Linked DNA regions of Homo sapiens: region 1 is linked to region 2. A link is a contact called in ENCODE Hi-C or POLR2A ChIA-PET data. All regions are on one chromosome and are shown on one strand. The core of a region is the stretch at or near the end of the contact, and the rest is flanking DNA. Distances in the headings are between cores, read along the strand shown. Region 1 overlaps RORA (RAR related orphan receptor A). Region 2 overlaps RORA (RAR related orphan receptor A).

Region 1 (3,620 bases), core at 586-3,085, 53 kb after region 2:
GATCACCTTGATCAAGAAATTCTCCTTTAAAGGTTTCAGAGCCACATTTTTGTGTGCGTGGTGGAGAACAGACCTATCCAGCTGCAGCAAAAACCATCACCGTAGGCTCTGAAGTCCTGGGATTGGTTTCCTGAGTTCCTCTGTAGCCCACCGAGCAGTGACAAGCAGCAGGCTCCAAGGATGCCCTGACCTCATCAAGCTGTTGGCAAATACAGCTTTCCAAAGATGGAGGGTAGAACATTCCCAATTACCAGGCCAATGACCATTCTGAGGGTAGATAAAACTAAGCAAATGAATCATCCAAGGGCAACCTTTAACTATAAGACCTGGGGGCTGGAATTCACTCTATCTCTAGCCCCCACTTCAACTTTCAAAGCACCAAATGGGGCAAGCCCAGGGTTTTTGCCCAGAAGACTTTTCCTTCAGAGACATTTCTCCATTCGTAATATTCAGTAAGCAGAGAAGGATGCAAGAGTTTTTCTCTAGAGTGGGGTAAAGTGAGGATAGTGCCTGTCTAGGAACCCTGGTCTGGGTTCTGAGGATCAACCATTTCACCAATTCCTGGGTCAGGCTGCATGAATCACTTTCAAGACCTTGTATTTTTTATTCTGTTTACTAAGAGATCTGAATCAACTAGATGATCCCAAAGCTACCTTCCAGTTCTCAGTTTTATGATTCTAAGTGAAAATAACCCAAATCAAGGTGCCCCTCTGTGAATATGAATGAGGCAGTTGCCAACACACTGTCATTTGGGGGCTCTAAAAAAAGAAATACCCCAGCCTCTATTGGAGATCCCTGAGAATCTTGCCACCTAGTGATTCTTGGATCAAGCATTAAGGCTGCTAAAATGTACTCATTGTGTAATTTGGGAATGCTTGCCCATTAACTCATTATCGGCCATTTAGTCACCCATGTAAAGAAAGCTATACAATAAAGTCAGCCAAAGGTTATGTAATTTTTGTTGAGGCAGAACAGGTCTTAAATCTCTAGCCCAGGGAGATGACAGCAGCCAAAATCCATCTATACTGAAATGATTATGGAGCTCTAGACAAGATGAGACAAGAGACAAGCTGTTTAGTTAATGAGAATCCCAAATCTCTCCCGGTGAAACAGGAATCAGTGGTCTCCAGCTACCATGTCACACAGCCACACTCATTGTGATCTGCCACTGTTATTCACCCCTGCCTGATAGCTTTTGTCACCCCCAAAACGCCCCCCAAAATTCACCACCTCGACACACGCAGTCATTTATGAGTCTCAGAAGAGCTGAAAACAGTGTCTGAAAACCTCATGATCTCACTCTGTCCCTGCTAATACCTAAAACAGTCCACTGTTCCATTTACACAGGCTTTTCTTCAGCAGATTTACAAGGTAACATCTGCTTCGGAAACAGATGTTTATGCCAGAATTCTCTTCTGCTCATTAATGCTTTTCCGGTTAACATCTAACTATCTCACTCATTAGTTCTTAATAATACTTTTTGTATCCGAGCCATGCCAAATACGCACTCTTTAGAGCTCTGCATTATTGTTGCTTCTGTTGCCGTTGAATTACGCTGCTGAATAAAGGAAAAGTAAAAATAAGCCCCTCTAAGAAGGCTGCTATGTGTCAGAGCTCTATCTTTGTGAACTGAACAAGCTGAAATCAATTAAAAGTGTGTGTTTAGAGAATGCATCTCAGCTGTCTAATTGCACCACCTCTGCTTTAGGGCCAAAGTTTGACTCCCTGCCAAATTGCCATCAAAATGGGCGTCCGTAAGCGCTGCTGTACTCCCTCCGCCACTGCCTGGGCCTGATGGAAGCACTTGTGTAACGAAGGAAGCCCAGTGCACCCCAGGGCTTGGCACACACACTCCCACTTCCCAGGGGCAATCCTCAGCTGTGGGGCTCCGGCAGAAGATGCCATGAAACCTCTGGGATGAAGGTCCTGGGACTAGATAAATTATTCCACCCGACTTCCTCAGTCAGCCAGCCTTAATAGATTGACTACAGGAAGCATTCGCATGATGCTCTTTATTTATCCACAAGCAACTTCACATAACAAGAATTAATTCAGGAAAGGTAGACTCGACATACCTTTGCTGAGTGCCTAGTAGTGCGTTGGGCTGCTAAGTATTTTATACCCATCCATTATTAGAAATGTAAGTACTGCTTGTGTGTATTCATAGGCAAGGGAAAAGATAAAGTAAGGTTCATTTTTTCCTGATTTGTTCCTACAAGGGTATATGTTAAAGTGGTCTTTTAAACTTGTTTCTACAATGGCATATGTTAAAAATGGTCTTTAAACACTTTGAAACACTTGATGGTGGCCCCCAAGACTAGCTTTTATGTTTCCAGAAGCCAACACCGTAGTCAAACAATTGAACAAACCAAGATATAAATAAAGCTAAAGTTGGTCTATGCAATAATGGAAAAGCCAGTCCTCTAGGGAACTTGGGCCAACACAATGTATTGTTTGGGATCAGGAGAAAGGATGCTTAATAAATCATCAACAATAGTTTCCATGGTTACAATAAAATGTATAGTCACCTATATTGTTTAGTTTTATAACCATTCTTACAGGGAAGAAATAACGAAGGGTGCTGGTGATAAGCAAATATGAAACTCACTTAAAGGCTGGCAGTATGTTCAAAAAAATGTGAAATAAAACTGAAACTAAGTCTAATCAAGGAAACTTCTAGTTTTTAGGTCTCTCGGTAACCAACATTTCTTGGTCCCAATGAACGACATTGCAGCTCCATAATCTGCTCTGTTCTTTTTATAGTAGGTTCTTCCCTTTCTGCCTAAGTGGCTGCTTTTCAGCAAAATTACTTGGCAAACACCACTTTATCAAGTATAAATCAGATATGCTACTCTGGAATCTAAACCCACAAAGAATATGCCCCATAACACTACATGAAAATGAAAAGGAGAAACACTGCATTCTTGCTGCCAAAAGAAATGTAAAAATATGAATGAAAATGATTGCTGGGTGTGCCTTCCATGAGATTCCATTTAAACAACATTCCCCATTTACTTACATCTCTACAATCTGATGGGCTTACATATTGCAAAATGAAATAAAAGCACATTTTATGAGGAAATTAAAATGTTATGAACTGCCCTGGGTGGTGTTGGCATTATACACAGAATGGTGAGTCCTAACCACAGTCAAAACCTTGTTCCCCTCCAGTCAACAGATATCATCTGAGGCTTTGAAGCAAGTGCTAAGGGAATTCAAGCTGGAGATTTAGGGGCTCTCCACAGTGCCTCTCTCCAGATAAACTCCAGGGGATTCCAGGGTGACAGAGTAGGTGAATGCTGAAGTAGGTATAAATAAAGTATGACATTGCACCTCCCAGCCCTCTTGTTTAAACACTCCCCACTTCCAGATCTACTCTGCTGCTTCTTCCTCTATCTGCTGTCAATACTGCTGCCTCGTTCTCCTGGACTTCTGAAGTGTTTCCTTAGATCCTCTAGTTAGACTGATGGCTAATACCTATCTCATGTGACTGCAGTCACAGTATTTACTCATTTATTCCACAAAGAGATAAGGAAACAAAAAAAGGTAATATTCTTCCATCTTTAAGAGTTTTCTTAAATCCCAACTAGAAAGATAAACTTCCTTTCCTATTACTGTGT
Region 2 (3,451 bases), core at 757-3,256:
GCCTGGTAATTCTCTCTAAAAATGTTTTCATGTTACCGCTTCCAGGTCTTTCTAAAGTTAGGCAGTACAAAGAAACAAAAATCCAAAAGACTTGACTTTAATTTAGAAGTCTCAAAGAGAGTGTTCACCCTAGAGCAGAGATTTCTAAAGTTGTAGTATTGGACTCGCTTGCCTCCACCCCCACCCCTGCCCTTCTCCCAAAACAAGAAAACAAAGCAGCATCAAAGCTTGAGGTACAGAACAGAATAAAACATGTTGGTGCAGATTTGCTGGCCTCGGTGAAAACAACCTGAATCAGTAGGTCTTGGGGTATCTTCACTTTTAACAAACACTACAGGGGATTTTGATGCAGTCAGTTCAGGAATTAAATTTTGAAACACACTTTTGTCAGGCGGCAACAGGGTAGATAGCTTAAGAATGGGGTAGGAAGCTAGACTATAGGAATTCAAATCCTAGCTCCTCTACTTCCTAGCTGTGTGACCTTAGGAAATAAACACTCTGTGCTTCAGTCTCCTTATCTTCAAAATGGGATAATGGGAGCAATGTGTAAGAATTGAAAAATATGTAAAGTACTTAGTACTGTGCCAGACATGTCGTAAGTGCATGAAAAATGTTAGCCACTATTAACAGTGGATTCATCCCAAAGTGATTTCAGCTAATGAGCCAAATTTGGGTAGAGGAAGTACGCTGAAGCAGATTCCAACCAAACCAATGAATGAATACAGCTAAGCATAAAATAGAATCCTTATTAGGTATCCTCCCACCATCATTTCAGTACGGTCAGCACCAGTCTATAAGCTGTACAGACATCCTATACAATATCAATCTCCTGTAGCACAATATATCCTAACAATCCTCTTGGGCACAGACGCAGCCACAGGGCAGGAGACAAAGCAACAGAACCAGCAAGCACGCACTCTGCTGCCTCACTTCATGGGAATCCCATTCAACACCAGTCTAGGAAGAGATGACCTTGGAATGCAGATCCAGTTAATTCAATTCAATGAGCATTTATTGAACCCTTGTGATGTATCAGAGATTCACCTAGATGCTGAGGATAATACAAAGAGCAACAAGAAAATCACCCTGTCCTCAAGGAGGTCATAATCTAGTGGGAAAAAGAGATACAAGTAATTGTAAGGCAAGGTGGCCTGAGATGAATGCTATAATAGAAGATGGAAGAAGGCCATGCGAACACAGAGTAAGTAGTAATTAACTCTGATGGGGGCAGTCAGGAAAGGCTTTCCTGAAGAGCAGACATAGCATGCCATTGTGAGAGATCAATAAGGCAAGCCTATGAAATTGTTTAATGACTTTATCATTCATGGAAACAACCCAGAAAAAGCCTGAGGGACCATCTCTGTCTCTGCATTAACATGGGTGTGTTTAAGATTTGATTAAATGTTTGTTGTTTCTGTAACATCGCATTTAAAAAAAAACCAAGTATGAACATTCGTCTATTATTCTGATCTTCTTCAAAGAGAGAAAGAGTCCTAGAAATACTTTTCTTTTTTCCAAAGCAAACCCTCTGCATTAATAGCAAAAGAAGAATGGCAAGTTATCGAACGTATTATGAACTAGTTAGCCAAAGCGCAAGTCTGGGAAGGCCCACATTTGTTTTATGTAGCAATGAGACAAAATATGAGAGTTTTTTTCTTCTTATATATGGTTGCCTCTTTCTACTTGACTATAATCATTAATAATTTCTTTGGACCAGCAGAGGAAACAGGTATTGATCACAATAAAACATTGCATCCACAAACACTTGCTATAGCAGGTTATGGTCTCCATGGAAACCCTCCAATAGAACCAATCTGAATTCAATTTCAGAAGTAATGAGAACAGATAATTTTACACTCAATCAATCACTGTCAGCTGCCGTTATCAGCCAATCAGTCATTATGTCAGTCAGTCACACTCTCAACAAACTTCTTCTGTGGCATGGTCAGATGAGAATGTTTTGACATCCAGAAGCAACACGAGAAAATTGGCTCATCTTTCCTGGCAAGATGCCAAAGACACAGCACTGCATTGTGTTTGCTAAGGCAATAAACAGTCCAATCAAAATACACTGTGGTAGCGGAAGATTCTAGGCAGCAATTTCAATAATTGTTATGATACTGATGGCAGAGACGTACTTTCGACCCAAAAGTCATACAGTTTAATCCTCTCATTTAAACATGAAGAAACAGAGCACCAGAGAAGTTCAAGTATCTGCCCAAAGCTGCACAGCTAACTGGTGGAAAGCCCACGACTAAAACATGAGCATTCTCCCCTTCCAGTGCTCATCCAGGATGCCTTGCTGCTGCTCTTCACTGCCTTCCTTTTTGAGGCAAGAGGGTAAAGGGATATTTGAAGATTAGGTTCTAATTCTAAACAGAGAGCCCCAAGCCTGTGGGAGACTCACGGGATATTTGTGAGGCTTGTGCTTTGGAGCCAACTCAAACCTCTTGCTGTTTGGGGTTAGCTCGTCCTTGGCCAAGTACAACTTCTGGTTTCTAAGGAGGAACAAAAGATTTTGAAACACTACAGGGCAACCAAATCACTGTTACAAAATGACATTTTCGATAAGTTTAGTGCAGGACTATCAAGAACACATGGACTGAATTCCCTAAAAATGCTTGGGAGAGGGAGGTAAAATTTGAGGGGAAAAATCTGGCAAAATACAGTTGGGCTCTTGTCAACCTCAAATGTTAGAAATGTTGGCATTTGGGAATTGTGAAGAATCTGAAAGGTGTCTGGTTTCTTTCTTTTTTCTTTTTACTGCATTATTGCTTTGTCCATTTCTCAGAGACAGTTCTCTGAGGCTGAGGTTCACATTCTTCCTTGGTAAAACAGATGGTTGGGAGGCCGAGGCAGGCAGATCACGAGGTCATGAGTTCGAGGCAGGCAGATCACGAGGTCAGGAGTTCGAGACCAGCCTGACCAACATGGTGAAACCTGTCTCTACTAAGAAAATACAAAAATTAGCTGGGTGTGGTGGTGCACACCTGTAATCCCAGCTACTCAGGAAGCTGAGGCAGGCGAATCACTTGAACCTGGGAGGTGGACGTTACAGTGAGCCAAGATTGCACCACTGTACTCCAGCCTGGGCGACAGAGTGAGACTCTGTCTCAAAAAAAAAAAAAAAAAAATAGATGGACCAGCTTGATAGTTTGCAAACTTCAATGTGCATGGGAACTTACCAAATCTGTTAAAAATGCAAATCCCCAGATCCCACCTCCAGACATTTTCATTCAGCAGGTGAGGCTGGGCCCAGGAATCTGCCTTTTTAACAAAGGACCCAGGTAATTCTGATGCACTTTCTTTGCCAATCAGTGTTAGAAAACATTGGTTAACTAATGCTATTTGGTAAAGAATTTGGGCCATTTTGTTGATGGTAGTTTTCCAATTACATTCCTCCCCAAACATTCCAACTTCGTAAATTGTGTGTATCACCCATATTACAAGA

Evidence for each region. Hi-C counts contacts between places; a loop is a spot of excess contacts on that map. ChIA-PET counts read pairs that join two places held with the same protein, here RNA polymerase II (POLR2A).
Region 1: a loop to region 2 is called in a map of CD4-positive, alpha-beta T cell, with 4 times the contacts of the local background. The contact joins two enhancer-like sites. A Hi-C loop is called at or near these places in 1 of 168 maps with a recorded cell type or tissue (CD4-positive, alpha-beta T cell). POLR2A ChIA-PET finds 5 or more read pairs at or near these places in 2 of 52 experiments (endothelial cell of umbilical vein and naive thymus-derived CD4-positive, alpha-beta T cell).

Annotation. Positions count from the first base shown.
Region 1 is chr15:61,089,650-61,093,269 of GRCh38, forward strand. The region is part of intron 1 of RORA (RAR related orphan receptor A); the gene reads right to left. All of the region lies in intron 1 of LOC107984805 (a long non-coding RNA gene), which reads right to left. Among named protein-coding and RNA genes, the nearest start is that of RORA, 140 kb to the right of the region's middle. Within about 2 kb of position 1,836, at least 2 of the 41 ENCODE cell types and tissues checked have a DNase peak (open chromatin) inside an H3K27ac peak, as active enhancers do.
Region 2 is chr15:61,036,630-61,040,080 of GRCh38, forward strand. The region is part of intron 1 of RORA (RAR related orphan receptor A); the gene reads right to left. It overlaps LOC107984805 (a long non-coding RNA gene), which reads right to left. Exons shown (of 3, transcript XR_007064660.1): 2 at 1-3,451. Among named protein-coding and RNA genes, the nearest start is that of RORA, 190 kb to the right of the region's middle. Within about 2 kb of position 2,007, at least 7 of the 41 ENCODE cell types and tissues checked have a DNase peak (open chromatin) inside an H3K27ac peak, as active enhancers do.